2 separate regions of the Homo sapiens genome follow, and region 2 is linked to region 1. Evidence: chromatin loops called from intact Hi-C (ENCODE). Cell type or tissue: MCF 10A. All regions are shown on one strand. Links, peaks and the distances in the headings refer to the core of each region. The heading gives the core; the rest is flanking DNA. Region 1 overlaps LOC101928516 (a long non-coding RNA gene). Region 2 has its middle 260 kb from the start of SNORD156.

Region 1 (9,720 bases), core at 1,721-9,720:
AGTAACTTATGAGAACCAGTTCTTGAATCCAGATATTTTCATTACTTTTTACTTCAAATACATGTTTCCATTGTATTGCCACCTCTAATTATATATTTTTTAGAACCAGTTAGTTTGTAATATCAAATGCCATTGGCAATTTCTGGCCACAAGATTTTTTTTTTTTTTTTTTTTTTGAGACGGAGTCTCGCTGTCGGCCAGGCTGGAGTACAGTGGCGTAATCTGGGCTCACTGCAGGCTCCACCCCCCGGGGTTCACGCCATTCTCCTGCCTCAGCCTCCCAAGTAGCTGGAACTACAGGCGCCCGCCACCTCGCCTGGCTAATTTTTTGCATTTTTAGTAGAGAAGGGGTTTCACCGTGTTAGCCAGGATGGTCTCGATCTCCTGACCTCGTGATCCGCCCACCTCGGCCTCCCAAAGTGCTGGGATTACAGGCGTGAGCCACTGCGCCCGGCCTCTGGCCACAAGATTTAATCATCAGGAAGATCTATTGAATATCTACTATGAGGTGTCCACTCTATTGGTGCTTGGGATCCAAAGACAAATAAAACACTTCTCTTGCATCCAAAGGTCTCTCTGTCTTACACAAGCATACATGCAAAAATTTATTGCACTAATTTCTGGGGAAATTATGTACAACTTGTACAGGAAAAGCCTCATATTTCAACGTTAAAAATTCTGTTTGCAGAATGAATTTCTGCACATACATGCACATATGCACACACACATATGCACAATCATACATACGCACTTTTTAACAACCTTAAGTGTATAAGAACATGATATGAACTCTTTCTTTTTGAGGGTATTTATATTTCAGGGCCAGATATAACCACAGAAACATCTGACCTTAGCAGAAATATTATTCCTTCTTATTTGTCAAAAGTTGAGCATTAAAATCAAATGTGAGACTAGGAAATAGCAGCTTCACTTGGAGATTTCTCCACAGAGTTCTTGTCTTCAAAATAAAGTCAGTGGAAAAGAAAACGCAAATCCCTTTTCAATTATTCATTTTTTCCAACTTGGAAAATTTTTCAATACTTATTATTTACTCTGGATATCAGTTATTCTTTTCATTGACTTGCATTATCTTTCCATATACACACATTTTCCAGGATTTTATTTGGCCTACAAATAACCTCACAGGTAATTTATTTTGCAAATACTTCATGTTTGATCTAGGTGGCAAGGCAAATAGTTTTCATATTATTTAGCTGACTAGGGTGGAAAGTGGAAAAGAAAATTTTATTTGACATTTCCTGTCAGTAAGCTGCTAGTGCTAAGAACAGAAACTGCATAAGTAATAGCACTGGCAACTAAATTCTTTCATGCAATGATGATGCTAACTATATCTTAATAAGAATGATGTTGGGATGTCTTCCTTGTATATATTAAAAAGTGTATAAGGTTGACTAAGCAGTCCCAAGCAGTCAGCGTTGCTCTTGGTAAGAATGTATTCCAAAAGCAATATGGATTTGAAAGTGTCATCTAAAAAGCAGGAAAAGCTTTTATTATAAAATTTGGTATCTAGCCTCTACAATGTATAATGATGTTAGTTTTTATTACCATTCTGAATACAATAATTGAATTGAAGATTGATGGTTTAAGACACCCTCTTCATTTAGAATATGCAAGAACAATACTAAAATATTAATGATGATAATAACATTTATACTACATATATTTGGCACTCTTTTGCAATATAATTTCTCTGAAGACTTTAAGAAATCCCTCAATCAGAGATCTATGAGGTAATATAAAACATAACATAGATAATTCATATTTTAAAGTAATACCAGCCTGTAAATTTAAAAAAAAATCATAATTTATAGTTATCTGTCTTTTTACAAAATTATCCTTTGGAAACAAAAACCTCTTACATTCGCCGCTCATTGTTTGCGGAATCTACAAATATATTCCATGAATGTGCTGCAAGTAGTGTCCTTGGCCACTGGTTAGCACCCACCATTTTCCTGCCCCAATTCCTGCTTGCTGTGGTGGAATCTCCTGTCTCTGTTGATGCCAAAGCAGCAAATGTGCCAACAAATATCCTGTCTATGGGGAAAAAGGAAACCTCAATCTGAAACAGCCAAAGAAAACTGCTGACATCAAGGCAGTTCACAGCATGAACTATGAAAGTTCTATACAGAATTTACTCAAAGACCATCAATTTTTATCTGCCCCCCCTTTTTTTTTTGATAGTACAAGTTGAACTCAAAAATTGGGCCATCCTCAGAACCAACTGCCTCCTCAGCCCTTCAACTTGACATTGAAACAGTTTCGCCCTTAAAATTTACAAGGAGAAAGACCATCCCAATGATGTTAAATAACAGATTCCTATGAAAGCCATAAAAAAGAATGTTTATGTGCAATCTACTGATTTTTAAGTCTTGATAGCTAATTTAAACCTTGTGAATAATATTCTTATTATAATATAGAAATAAACTTTATGCATTACATGTAGAAAAAGAAGAGTTGGGATGTCTATAAAGAAGATTATTTTTAAATCAATTCAGTTCAACAGTATTGTTTAATAGTTGGGGAAAAATCTAGGTTTACAATCAAAGCTCATTAAAATCACAGCACTGGTGAACTAGTCTACAGGATGAATTCCTCCTTCTTCATCCTCAGGAAATATTCCTGAATACTGTTGTGGGAACAGCTCTTAACTGGACAGCTGTTATGTACATCTTTAGTAGAGACAAGGTTCCTGAGAAACTCTTATGTGAGATATAATTTTGCCTCATACACCCTCTTTACTTTAAAAAAAAGCAAGAAGTTCTGACATGGATAGGAAATAAGAAGCAAGTAAAAAAATGTCAGCAATTCCTGTGTGGCATGGCATAAATAATATGGCTGTGTGCAAGAAGACTGTAGAGAATATAAGGACTTTGGGGAAAATTGAGGCTGCTGGAAAGGATAATGGTTAAAACAAGGAGTAGCCTGGGGGACCATAAAAACTCCATGATCTCTACCAGTCTCCATCAAGCCACCTCAAAGAGACATACTAAAGAAAAAGTCTGCTTGCTATGCAAATATAGCTTTGAGACAAATATGCTATTCCACCCTTCAAAAAAAATTGCTGTCCATAAATTTCCCTTGTGAGGTAAGGCGAGAGCAGGACTGGGAGGGGAAGCAGCACAGTACTGCACTGTCACTGCTACCCAACATGTCTACACAGAGGAAAGTAAGGTAGCTACCACAAGTCTCTGGACTCCTGTGGTAATATAAAGGTAATAACAAAGAAAACTAATGAAACTTTTGTATCATGGCATAAAGCAAAAGGAGATTTTATAGACAAATTAAAGTTTTGAAGTTTTGAAGTCAGCAATTAAGCTTTTGATTAATCACAGAAAATATGTTCTTTTCCTTGATTTGAGAATAGCTTCTGGCAAAAAAACTCAGCAATGTTGCACTCCATCAGATTCCACTCTGCAGTAGAGAAACAAAGTAAAATCCCTAAAATAAAGATGACTCAGCACCACAGTTCTCACTCCATGAGGTTTAGATTTGAGTATGAGACACCAGTTTAATAAAGATCTTAAATCAGCGAATGATAAATCATAGTCATTTCATTTTTTAAATTTTACATAGTTCTTCTTGGCTGTGTATTTAAAAATGATTGAATTTAGTTTCTATTGAAACCTGTTTCTCCATAGCTTGAACAGAATTCAATGTGATCACATAAAACTATAATTGATAACACAAAAACTTCTCATAAGACCTGAAAATAAAATGAATACCAAGAAAAAGAATGGTATGGTTAAAACAGTTGTACAAATCTTAAACAGATTAACATAACTTTGTTAATTGTAGTCCATCATTCAAATATTTGAGGCTTTCATATTTTCAACAAAGGCAGACTCTAACAAATTTTATATACTGTCAGAAAGGCTTAACATCAAAGATTTCTCTTATCTGGAAAATGTGTGTGGCACTTCATTGTGGATTTCAATTTGCTGTGAAATGCCCTGAAAATTGATCTTCTGAACCCCGGATTTTCCTGATATACTTTAGCATGTGATTTCAACAGCTGTAAATTCCACTTGTAATTTAGTCATCAAAAGTGACTAGCGGATTAAACAATAAAGTGGCAAATGTCATCTCACACAAAGAATAACTTGTGAGTGAACGTGATTTAGAATTCATGAAGTTTGCCTACCAAACAGGACATTTGGAATTGCCTGTGGAGATAAATTTACTATGCAATTTTTCTTTGGAGATAATTCATTTGGAGACTATTAGAAATATAATACTGTAACATTGATTGTCTTAAAGATAATTTGTCTGCCACTTTAGCCCAGAGTTAGGCAAACTATACTTCCTGGGCCAAATCTGCTGTACCTCCCATTTTTGTAAATAAAGTTTTTTGGAACACAGCCACACACATGCATTCCTTATTGTCTACGGCTACTTTTGTGCTACAACAAAAAAGTTGAGTTGTTATTACAGAAACTGTATGATCTGAAAACCCTAAAATATTTATAGTCTTGCTCTTTGTAGAAAAAGCTTGTCAATCCCTATTTTAGTCTTTATTATTTGTTATACAAACAAGACTTAACATTTATCATGATGAGAGCTACGTATCATTTATTATCCACCAGGCATTGTATTAAACTTTCCCATACTTCTTTTGTCTCACTTCAGTTCTGTGAAGTATTGCTATTCCCATTAAATATATGAGAAATGAGAAGCTTAGGAAGTGTAAGTGCTTTGCCCATGTAAAGAGTGGAACCAGGATCCAGCCTCAACTCTGAATCAAAACCCATATTATTCCTCTTAATCCATCTCATCTCCAATAATTCCATGGTCTTCCTTTCTCCAGACAACTTACATGATTTGAATCTAAGAGAAATAGTGCCAATAGATTTAGTAAGTGTCTTAGACACTTGGATGTGAAGTTATACTTAATATAGAAGAAAGGGAGAAATAGCTTTTAAAGTTTCCTGGAAGTATAAAGAATTCAATCTAAGTACTCAGATCGCCACAACCTGTTTCAAAGTTTTCAAATAAGCCAGTGACTACTGGGAGGCACAATTTGGTTATTAATAAGTAAGTGTCTTTTGGCAAACAACATACGTCAAGCTTCACCTCTTCATCTTTTAAGAAGAAACAAAATACATGGGAATTTGGGGTTATCACAAGAATATCTGCATGCTCAGTCTTGTCTGGCCAGTTTGACCTTCTGTCAAAGTGTTATGAAAAAATAGTTTTTACTCAAAGCAGACAGGCAAAACAGTCAGCTGTGACTTTTGGCAGAGGACTTTTTTCCGCACCCCGACCTGCCCATCCATAGACTATTTATTATTTTTCTCCTGAAACAGGTATGCCTCGCCTGCTCTCCAAGATATTTCATTATAGTTTGAAAATCTAGTATGAAAACCTTAAAATTTCAAAGGAAAAGTATTCTTAAAAGACATCTAGTCTAACTCTCAATTTGTGAAAGAGTAAACTGAGGACTTCATCCCAAGGTAGGATGTAAGAGGTAGGCTGTCCCTGACTCCACTCACAACTGTACAGTCAAGGAGCATCAATCACATGGACACAATGCAGAACCCTCCAGGCATCCCGTGAAAGGCATTGGACTATTCTGTAAACCTACTAGTCATCTAGGGAGTCCTTCTTTTGAGTTTGGAAATTATGCAAATTAAGAAAATATATTTGGTTTACAAAGAATAAATACGATCATCAATAAAATGACTGAAAAGTTAAATCATTATGCAATCTGAGATGATATTATGAGTCATAGCCTGCTGTCCACTCCCTTCTAAAAATATAATTTTAGTACTTATGACAAAAGAAAAATTATGGAATTTTGACATTAATTGTTAAATTGTTTGCTTCTAGTTGTGAAACCATTTTTTAATAGCCTAGTAAAAGCAAGCGCTGTGTAAAAAAATTATTTTCTTCATCTTTTCATCTTTCTTTGGCCCTTCTTCCAACCCCAACCCTTGCTGTCTCTCCCTGTTCCCAGTCCCCTTTGTATCTCCACCCAAGAGGGAAATGCTATTTCTGAACCATGAAAATGGGGATATTGAGATCAAGGAATTTCTGGAATTGTTGAGTTTCCATGCTGGAGTGTTCTTTGCAACAGTGGCCAAAGTTCAAATATTAAATAATACATTTAAAATTACATTGACAGAACTCAGGGGCATATTTTCACTAAATGAAAAGCACAGGTCTCTTAAGTACATATGTCCTCATTTGGTTTCATTTCTTAGACCAAGTTCATATTTTTTTCACTGTCTAAATGTGTACAGAGTTTCTAGCCAGGCTGTGACACCCCACTTCCATGTTCCTTCCACAAATTAAGCTACTAAGGACATTTTCCTGCTCATATTCATCATTTGCGTGTCCTCGTGGTGTTGCATTTGATAGTGGAAAATATTATCAGCATATTATTCCAATGACTTTGGCAAAATAAACTCTCCTTAATAGTAGTCTATTACATACACTATGTGGGACCAAGACTTGCAAAATTTTTCCCCCTGTTCTCCCTGAGTCATCTTGTCTGGCATTTCACAATACATTCCAAGGAGCAACAGAAGGAGAGTAACCGCAACAGTAGCAGAAGCAATTCTTTGAGAGGAAATGCCTTTGTTTTAGGGGAGGAAAGAAAAAGAGAAAAAATAAAGGGAGGCAAAGAGAGGGGGAATCAGCATTGTGAGAGATTAAGAAAATAAAGAAAATAAGGAATACAGGTTATTCATTATTCACCTTCTTGTAGGATGGTTCTAACAACTCAGTGGGTGAAACACCAGAAGATAAGGTGTGAGCTTCCAAGTTTAAGTTTTAGTCTTTGATATGGTGCTATTATTTAGTCTAAGGATTTTCCTACTGTGTTCAATGGCATTACGCACAAATAAATACCACTTTCCTTTCCAAAACAATCTCCAAGTGTGGGTGATTGAGGATAGTGGCCTCAAATTTTCTGCTGACCTGGGGGATATTAATCGAGTTTTTAAGGGAAAATCAAGGATTTTTTTTCTCACCTATCAAGTGAAGCTACTATTAATTAAATGGCAGAGTCCACCAAAAAGACCTATCATCCCAGAAACAAAGGTATGCAGTTTGTACCTACACTTTGGCTAATTATTGAATAATGGTAAATGGATGTATGATAGCACAGATAGGAATAGTAAAGGATCGTATGAATAGGATCAAGCAGAAACATATTCTCAAGCTGTTTCATGCTCCCCAAAAGATGCCTGAGAATTGTACACACTGGCCAAAATGTTTTTGAGACTATTTTTCTGACATATTGCTGACCTTGTATTTCTACAATTTGAGTTTCACAAAGGCAGTATAGTTAGGCATAGACAACATACTTTAGAATAGATATTCTTTGTATAAAAATAATATTACCTTGTAACAAAGCAGACAGAAGGCTGAAACTAGCTCCAGGTCAACTGCCTTAAATGGTTGCATGTCTGGAACACTTTAGATTAAGGTCAGGAAAGGAGAGGTAACTTCATCAACTGGCTTTATTGCCATAGTAAAAGAATTTAGTTGTCAACTAATACTTTCCTAAAGACAAGCCTGGGGACAACAGGACCTCGTGGCACTAAATGCACTCAAATAAATAGGATGGAGGTAGAAATTGAGATAAAAATCCTGAACTTTCTAGAGCTTAGTCATTTGTTTATATTACAGAGTATGGGGTTAAGGAGAGGCTGATTAACAAAGTTTCTACAGGAGGATTTGTGTTACGTTCTGTCATTCTACCACAAAAAGTTGTCAAAGCATTTGAATTGAGTTTAGGTCTCCCATCCTACATACAACTGGGGAGAGACTGAAATGTATGCTTGCCAATGACCATTAAGCTCGGTTAGTTCTTCCTCAAAGGGAAAAGGAACAAAGGAAAAGAGTGTTGCAGCATCAGGGAGCTATTATACAAGGTTGGAGTCCCAGGAGGGTGCTTCAGTCTTTCTATGTTCCTGCTTTTTTTCCATAAGAGAGCACAGCTAGGAGTTGTTGTTATTGTTTTTAACTATAACTTTTATTTTAAGTTCAGGGGTACATGTGCTGGGTTTTTATATAGGTAAATATGTATCATGGGAGTTTGTTGTACAGATTATTTCATCACACAGGCATTAAGCCTAGTACCTATTAGTTATTTTTCCTATTCCTCTCCCTCCTCTCACCCTCCAGCCTCTGATGGACCCCAGTGTGTATTGTTCCCCTCGATGTGTCCATGTGTTCTCATTATTTAGCTCCCACTTGTAAGTGAGAACAACTGGTATTTGTTTTTCTATTCCTGCATTAGTTTGATAAGGACAATGGCCTCCAGCTCCATCCATGTGCCTGCAAAAGACATAATCTTGTTATTTTTTGTGGTTGCATAGTATTCAATGGTGTATATGTACCACATTTTCTTTATATAATCTGTTGTTGATGGGCATTTAGGTTGATTCCATGTCTTTGCTATTGTGAGTAGTGCTGCAATGAACATATACATGCATGTGTCTTTATAACAGAATGATTTATATTACTTTGGGTATATACCCAGTAATGGCATTGCTGGGTCAAATGGTATTTCTGTTTTTAGGTCCTTGAGGAATTACCACACTATCTTTCACAATGATTTGAACTAATTTGCACTCCTACCCACAGTGTATAGGTGTTTTCAATTTTAAAACGTTGTAATTAATTCTCTCAGCAGAAATAATTTCTGCAGGACCCTGGTGGCAGTTGGCAACATGCTCATCTTTGACAGAGTTTACCAGTTATTTATAGCCAAAATAGTGTTGGATGACAAATCCCAGAAAACTCAGCAGCTTAGAATAATAAATATTAGCTAGCTTATAGGTCTTTAGGTTAGCAATTTAGATTGGGCTTAGCTAGGGTACCTGGGCTGACTCAGCTCTCCTTTATGTCCCTTTTATCCTCAGAAGGCTCACCTGTGTTTGTTCTCATGGTGGTCATCATGGCATGAGAGGGCAAAGGTGGTAACAAATAAGCACTTTTCAAGCCTCTTCTAGTGTCAACTCTGCTAACATCCCATTGGCCAAAGGCAGCCCCACTGCCAAACCAGAGTAAAGGGGGCATCACCCCAACCATGGCAAAGAGTATAGATGCACAGTAAGTGAAGAATTGGAGTCATCAGTCCAGCCTTTCACTCAAGGCAAACACGTGTAGTTATTTGGGTAGCCTGTGGGCCTTCAGCTTTCCTGGAATGATAAGATGCTGGCATGAGAGAGACAGCCGCAAGAGGGGAAAGACTTTTAAAGGAAAGAAATGTTTTTAGTAGAGTTAGATGAGCCCTTGGCCAAGCAGAAGAACAAGCCATGAAGATCTGTGTGAAATGACCTGCTGATGTGATTGGCAGGACACCAGCACTTTGGCTGGCTGTTTAGGAAAGAGAACACATTTTTTTTTCATAGCATCTGCTATATACCTAGAGTCTTATTAGGCTATTAGTATTCCTTATTTCAATGAACCCTTGCAATATTTCTAATGTTTTGGTGTAATTATCTCCATTATCTCCACTTTATAGGTGAAAACACTGAATATGGGTTAGCTTTTTAAAAAATAACAGTGCAAGCAAATGGTGAAGTTCCCTTTTCTGATTTCAGATCTTATACTCTCTCTACCACTGCATGTTGTACCCATATTTACATCTAGTATGAATCATCTCCTGTCAACTTTTTTCCTAAAGAATTCCCTCAGGAACAATGAGTTGTGAAAAGAGGCACCAGTCTGAAAAAAAAAAAAACAAAA
Region 2 (8,000 bases), core at 1-8,000, 270 kb after region 1:
CACATTAATATTTTCCCAGTATGGTAGTCATTCTAAGTAAATAAACATTACGATGGGTGTCAGTTCAGATCACAATTTGCCACCAAATGAATTGGACACATATATACAAAAACAAAACATTTTCAGAATTTTTTGGGTTTTGGTTTCATAAATAAGTGATTGTATAACAAAAGTTACAATGTTTAGTAAAGATTAATGTCTTGGTGTTTTCTCATGTATCTATAATCTTTTTATTTTTAGGTCATAAATTTTTCAAGGAGTGTAGTACTAGTTTGCAATTTTTATTTTATTTATTTATTTTATTTATTTATTATTATTTTTTTTTTTTTTTGAGACGGAGTCTCGCTCTGTCGCCCAGGCTGGAGTGCAGTGGGAGGATCTCGGCTCACTGCAAGCTCCGCCTCCAGGCTTCACGCCATTCTCCTTCCTCAGCCTCTCGAGTAGCTGGGACTACAGGCGCCCGCCACTGCGTGCCCAGCTAATTTTTTGTATTTTTAGTAGAGACGGGGTTTCACCGTGGTCTCGATCTCCTGACCTCGTGATCCTCCCGCCTCGGCCTCCCGAAATGCTGGGATTACAGGCGTGAGCCACCACGCCCGGCCGGGTTTGCAATTTTTACATGTCAAGATGAAATAAAGGAGAATATTAATTTAACATTTCAAGATTTAACATCTCAAGATCGCCAAGATTTTAGGGTGGAAATCCAAAATCATGTTGGCAATGACAATGAAAACTGTCTTCTATCTAGAAATAAAAAAGAATATGAAGAAAAAACAATGGTGGTGTTAGAGAAAGGTAAGCCTCTTCCACTAACTATTAATTCAACATAAATATGGTTTAGAGGAATCTCAAGAGAAATTTGTTGTTGGCAGTGCTCAGAGATCATTGCTCCTGCATAACTTAACCCCTTTAAAATGTTTAACATTTTAACATGGAAAATTTAATAACAATTAAATTTTTTGATAAAATTTCAGATTTTTCTCTATTGGCACTCTTTCTATGATGCTGTTTAACCTCGGCTTTAACTAGACATTGACTTTAACACCCAAACTTTCAGCATCTGACCAAAATGTGTATTTTGTTACCTCTTTAAACAGTTCAATATATAGAACTGTTACTCTTTCATTTAAAAAATATTTGACTACAAAAGCAAGATAAGAACAAATTAAACATTACTTCATCTTTGATATTCAATAATGTTCATTTTTCCAAAGACTTGTGTTACAGTACCCATTTTATAGTGTTACATATTTTTCAATCAACTTTTCTTTAGGTAATTAAGAAGATAAAAGAATGATTACATTTTAAAGATTAGAGAAATTTTGCATACTTAATCTCACCTCACTTTATACATGGGGCAACCAAAACACAGGGTAGCAAGTTGATTTGCCCAAGCAAGTTTTTAATCAGTGTTGTGAAAATTTTCTTCACTTCAATTTTCTCCATAAACTCGTGTTTAAAAAAACAAATTAATCCTTCCACTATAAATGATACTAGAGGCTCTGTCCTTGACTTCCACTCATTTTCACAAACTAAGAAAAATGAATTATTTTTACAGTTTTTCCTCAGCAAAATATTTCTTAACCCCTTTTTGATCAAATATCAGTAATATGTATAGTTTTCCTGATATATAGGTGATTTCTCAGGTAATACAATTCACTATGTTTAATTTAGCTGTTACATTAAGAAATAAACAGCTGAATAAAATATTCACTGTTAAAAGTTTAAACTATGGCCAGCCACGGTGGCTCACGCCTGTAATCCCAGTACTTTGGGAGGCCGAGGCAGGCAGATCACGAGGTCAGGAGATTGAGACCATCCTGGCTAACATGGTGAAACCCCGTCTCTACTAAAAATACAAAAAATTAGCCAGGCGTGGTGGCGGGCGCCTGTAGTCCCAGCTACTTGGGAGGCTGAGGCAGGAGAATGGCATGAACCTGGGAGGCGGAGCTTGCAGTGAGCCAAGATCACGCCACTGCACTCCAGCCTGGGTGACAGAGTGAGACTCCGTCTCAAAAAAAAAAAAAAGTTTAAACTATAATAACAAAATAATACATATTTTTATTTTTTTTTTGGTCAAACATGAGTCCATAAAGGTTTGCCCAACTACGATCTGACCTATAGATCAGTAAAGTCTGAATCACAAACTAAATTACAACTAAATAACTAAATAACAACATTTAGCATCAACAAAAAGCATGATGAATGCTTTTTGGGTGGTGAACTACTTGACTTTCATTTTGATACAATGTACCTGCATTCAAAATTTATAATAATTCAATTTTCAGCATTTTTTTTCCAGAAAGACTTCTACATTCTATATTTTTCTATAAAATATAAACTGTAGTTATACATAGTCATGTATTCACCCCCCTAAACCTTATTTCCTCCTTTCCCCCAGTACATTTCTCAGAAAGAGGAAAAAAAAAAAAAAAAACAGAGCTGATTTAACACTTTTAACATTAACCTCAGCTATGTCTGCAAGGATATAGAGTGGTGTGATTTTGTTTCGAGGTTTTTCTTTTTCCTATTGGAATGTGGAATGTTAATTTGTGCCTCCGTTTTGTCCAGACTTAAACACCCATTCCCTATTTTATATGTCTTGTAGGACCCACAGAGTCTGAGAATGTGACAGAAGAGCCCTTCCACGTCTGGGAATGCAACAAGGAACATATTATATCTATTTTTAAATCTTCAAAATTCCTGTAGTAGCTGAGAGCTGGAAATGCTACTTGGATTATCTCATTGTTGGACCTCACCTAACACCCAGTTTCCTTTCCCTCACATTGTGTACTTGGACTTTGCTCCTGCCATTTATGTGCTTCCTGCAATACCGTCATAGACCACCATCACCTCCACATTCATTCTCCAACCACTGCTACCACAATACTCTGACTAAATGATAACCTGTGGCTGGAAAGAGTTAGGATACTTTTCTAAAGCCCAAACTAAATTCCACTCAACAAAGTAATTGAATGGTATCTTTGTGAGTTTGAATTGTTAAATAAGGTCTAAATGATAGCATAGGAATGAAGATTAGCAGAAGTCAGTATGGCAGACAAACCAAGAGACTGGAGCTTCACACTTTGGAGAGACAATTTGAGTTTTTGTTCCACTAAATGACATTCATACACGAAAGACACCTGAAGATGTTACAACCACAACACCTCCAGATGTATTTCCAATGGACTCTTCCTTTGAGATTCAGCTTAACTGAATATGTATTTACTGATTACCTTCCACACAAAAGGCTTTATGTTTACTGACTCTTCTGTAATAAGTACTGTGATAGGCAATAGGAAGACAGAGATATCATGCATTCTCCTTCCTTAAATAAGTCACAGTGTAATAGGGATGACAGACAATACTAGGAAAAATGAGCTGTGCTAGAAATACAAGCAGAAAGAGCTGGGAACTCAGAAAAGGGACATCAATTCATCCTGAAGAGAAAAGTGATACTTTCGGGAGAGATATGTGTGGTGGATGGCAGTGGGTGAATGACAAAAGGGATTGGGACATAAGGTGATCTTAGGCAAGGAAACAAAACAGATAAAAGCACTGGACAAAGCATAGTACTTTCAGAAACCACAAATTGGTGTGCTGGGAGCTCATATGTAGGTGTGAGATGAGATAAGGCTGGGGAGATAATATCATGGAATAATACTATGAAGGTTTCTATATTATCAGTATAGAGAGTATGGATTTTATTTACCAACAATGAAGAGCCATTGAACCATTGAGCAGTTTAACCAGGGGACAGGAGAGAGTTACATTTAAAAAAATTCTGGAAGCAACAGAATGATGAGATAGATTTCTGAACTAAAGCAGTGGTCATGGAAATGAGAAGGAGGAATTTAAAAGGGATTTAGAGTTTCATCATTTGAGAAACAATAAAGGTGTACAATGATCCTCATTTGTATATTTATCTTAATACTGGGCATTTGCAAAAAGAAATGAGTTAGAAAGAGAAATAAATGGTTTTGATGAGGTTGAGTTTGAGAAACACAAGAAATATCCAGGAAAGAGCCCTCAAGCACTCATAGTCTGGGGAAGGTGGTTACATGTGAACAAATAATAGAATGTGAGTGATGTGGTTTGGCTGTATTCCCACCCAAATCTCAACTTGAATTGTATCTCCCAGTATTTCCACATGTTGTGGGAGGGACCCAGGGGAAGGTAATTGAATCATGGGGCCGGTCTTTCTCCTGCTATTCTTGTGATAGTGAATAAGTCTCATAACATCTGATGGGTTTCCACTTTTGCTTCTTCCTCATTTTCTCTTGCCCCTGCCATGTAAGAGGCACCTTTTGCCTCCCACCATGATTCTGAGGCCTCCTCAGCCATGTGGAACAGTAAGTCCAATTAAATCTCTTTTTCTTCCCAGTCTTGGGTATGTCTTTATCAGTAGCATAAAAACAGACTAATACAGTGAGTACATAGTAAAGGCATAGACACTGGTTGTTTAGAATATAGTTCACCTTTCCTAAGAGACAGTCTTATAGAGGCAATGGCACAGAAAATCTCTCACAGGAGAGGTAATATGTAAGAAGAGTCTTGAAGATCCTTAAATGTGGAAAGGAAAAAGAAAAAAAAAAGTACTAAAGTACAGGATCATAAAGTTCCATGTAGTGGGGCTCTGGATAGTTCAATAGTACTAGACCACAGAACAGACCAAAAAGAAGGAATGACTGAAGATTATATGAGGCTCAGTTTTTATGTTTGTTTGCTTATTTGGGGTTTTAAAACCCATCATTTTGGTTTTAAAAATGATTGGATTAAGCGAAGATTTCTCAACATCAACATTTTTGACCTTTGGGGTCAGATAATTCTTGTTGTGAAGACATGGGGCTGTCCTGTGTGCTAGAGGATGTTCCTCACCATCCCTGGCCTTTACTCATTAGACACAAGTAACACACCTCCCCCTATCTGTGACAACCAAAAATGTCTCCAGACATTGAAAAATATCCCCCCTGGGGAAGGCAAGACAACTCAGTTGAGAACTACTAGGTTAAGTTAGCCAAATTATTGGATTCCCAAGTCATATAAAGAAAATGGTAATTAAAAGGACAGAGTATCTGTTCCATTTTCTAGTCATCTCATATTTTTGCCCACTCATCAAAATTATGTTAATATTTGAATCAGGGATCACTGGAATCATAATTGTCTTATCTCTGAACAATACTTACCTTATATTTTGTCTCTCCCTTAATTATCACTACATAATTAAACTTTTCTCTATTTATGCCTTTTTTCTCTTTTTTACTTCTATCATTTTATTTCTATTACTTTTCCTTTTTCTTCCTATGGCAAAGTTTACTTAACATTACTACAGTACCTTATAGTGTTCAGAGTTCTTTCACAAAGAGTTAGTCATGGTCAGTGGTTGTGAAGGAAGGAAGTTTGGAAGTTTATTATTCACTAAACCTGGAAATGAGAAAGAAATAAAGAAGGTAATGTCATAGTAGCTAAGGAAATACCCTATACCAGGAAACTGAAGGGAGGAAGGAGGGGAGCCTTATTAACAGACACATTCCTTTTTTCTCTCTCTTTCTTTTGAGAAGCTTTTTAAGCCAGCAGAAATAGAATGATTCATTTTTATATATACTTGATATGCTGTAGATGTCTGTAATTATGTTAGCAGTGAAAATATAATGGAATGCATTGGAACAGGGCTAAGGCCTCCCAGGCTCAATATGCTACAAATCATTTAACAAAACATAAATGCAGAGCAGTAATACAGCCAGGTCACCAGGTAAATAAGTTGCATCCCTATCTTCTCAAATTTTTTGACACATTTCAACCTAAGAACATCAGTATCCTTTCATCTAACAAATTGTTAGAAATGTTTTATTTCATGAAGAGACAAAGACCTTTTTGCCTTTCAAATACCTTATTTAGACACTGAGTAGTTAATGTTTTATTTAGAATGATTAATCATTCTGCAAGATTTATAAAATACTTATGAGAGGAAAAAAAAGACCTTTAAGTTGGAAAATTCCTCTCAAAGGAATTCTAAATGTCACAAAGAAAATACTGGGCCAGATTTTTTTTTTTAATTCTCTCTGCATCATAGTGTATAATTCACATCTGGGTTGCCACAAAGAGGCCGTAACTGTTTACGGATCATCATTATCAGAGACAGAAAAATATAACTGTAGTGAAGTGGGGCCCAGGGTAACTGAAATCGCAAGCAGATCTCCCTGAAGGAAGTCCTTGAATCTGGCCTCCCATCCAAGCCAAAGAAATGGAGCCAGACCATGAAAGCATTTTTGTGTGGATGCATAGCTCCCTCCTACAGAGGGCTGCCTCTATGAACAGTGACTTCGTAGTTGGTGCTTTCCCATCATTTTTGTCCCCTTCTAGTCTGTTTCTGGAACAATTTTACAAGGTTAGACAAGATAAATGTTTTTCTGTTAACCTCCTTGTGAGCTGTAAAAAGTATATTACAATCCTTTCACTGAAATGAAGGATTTATGGCTTCCTACTAGTAGTTTAGGTTTATGTTCTGAGCCTCAAGGCAAGATTTTAGAAACAGCTTCACTGCCCCCACAGCCTGTTCTTTCTATATATCCTCCTACTGGCCTTACTGAAAATCCAGTCCTGCCTAACAGAAAGTACTTCCAATTCTAGTGCCTAGGGAAAACATGGCCAGACTGAGAGGGTGCGAGAGACCTCTGTGGGAAGACGACATCCAAGAAGAAATAGCGCATTAATTTGTTGCCTTTTCATTTGAGCAAAAGCTCTGCTCAACTGCCACAGACAGTAAGATAAATCAATGTCAAGAATTCTGCCAGCAAAAAGGCACTAGTATAGAGGTGTTAGGAACAAGAATAAAGCATAACAGCCATGCTGCCTATGGAGAATCCACCCACCTTTGATGGGTCCCCAGCATTGAATAGGCAGCTCTATTACTCATTTTTTACTCTTTTTTTTTTTTTTTTTTTTTTTTTGAGACGGAGTCTCGCTGTTTTGCCCAGGCCGGACTGCAGTGGCGCTATCTGGGCTCACTGCAAGCTGCGCCTCCCAGGTTCACGCCATTCTCCTGCCTCAGCCTCACGAGTAGCTGAGACTACAGGTGCCCGCCACCGCGCTCGGCTAATTTTTTGTATTTTTAGTAGAGACGGGGTTTCACCATGTTAGCCAGGATGGTCTCAATCTCCTGACCTCGTGATCCGGCCCCCTCGGCCTTCCAAAGTGCTGGGATTACAGGCGTGAGCCACCGTGCCCGGCCTATTACTCTTATATGTATGGTTTGCATAATGGTATGATCCTGATAATCCCGCTATCTGTTAAGAACAAGCTAAACAAGGTTTTTCTCTCACTAAATATGTTTCCTTGTAAGAAACAAAACAAAATCTTCTCAATGATCTTTCCATAAAATATCAAGAATCCAAAGAAAACTCTTCATTGACTCAGCACCCATTCCAATCAGACTAATGGAATGGGCGTCATCATTTCTTCTTCTTATGCAGAGAATCTCAGAACATTTTAAAGAATATCAGCATTTCCTGGGAAAATAAAGTGTTAACAGAAAGTGCTTAACAAATTTGTGATGCAATTTTATTTGTATTTATAGACTACGATAGATTTTCTTTTAAATCTGGTGTTTATCCTTTCTCCTAGAACTATAATTTTATCCTATTTGTCAAACACCAGATGTTTAAAAACAAGTTACTTCTGCCAATAATATGTTTTTAAAAATTGTATCTCATTGCAGTTCTAATTTGCTTTTTTGCAGTATTAGCAGTGAGATTGTGATTTTTAAAATATGTTTAAGACCCATTTCTTTTTCTCTCTGGTCATATTCCTTGTGCATTTCATTGTTTGGGTTTTTCTTTTTCCTTTTGTCTTGATTTGGAAGAAGCGGTTATATCATATAGCAAGAAAGTTAACTATTTGTCTGTCTTATAAGTCTGAAACATTTTTGTTCTCGTATTTACTTGTTTCGATTTTTTATGGTATATTTGCCATACACAATTTTTTTAAGTGATTTGCAATTG

The links. Hi-C counts contacts between places; a loop is a spot of excess contacts. Peaks named below come from ENCODE experiments on the same cell type or tissue, not always from the same donor. Only the 100,000 strongest peaks of a DNase experiment are listed, where the experiment ranks them.
Region 2: it touches region 1 in a loop (3-fold over the local background); 3 of 110 quality-filtered maps call a loop at or near these places.

The regions. Positions count from the first base shown.
Region 1 is chr6:74,600,399-74,610,118 of GRCh38, forward strand. All of the region lies in intron 2 of LOC101928516 (a long non-coding RNA gene), which reads left to right. The region is part of intron 2 of LOC105377858 (a long non-coding RNA gene); the gene reads right to left. Among named protein-coding and RNA genes, the nearest start is that of SNORD156, 520 kb to the right of the region's middle. In MCF 10A, for the core only: no CTCF peak of the experiment used is centred there; a DNase peak (open chromatin) is centred at 6,513.
Region 2 is chr6:74,867,841-74,875,840 of GRCh38, forward strand. No RefSeq gene overlaps it. Among named protein-coding and RNA genes, the nearest start is that of SNORD156, 260 kb to the right of the region's middle. RefSeq lists a silencer at 5,313-5,607. In MCF 10A, for the core only: no CTCF peak of the experiment used is centred there; a DNase peak (open chromatin) is centred at 4,121.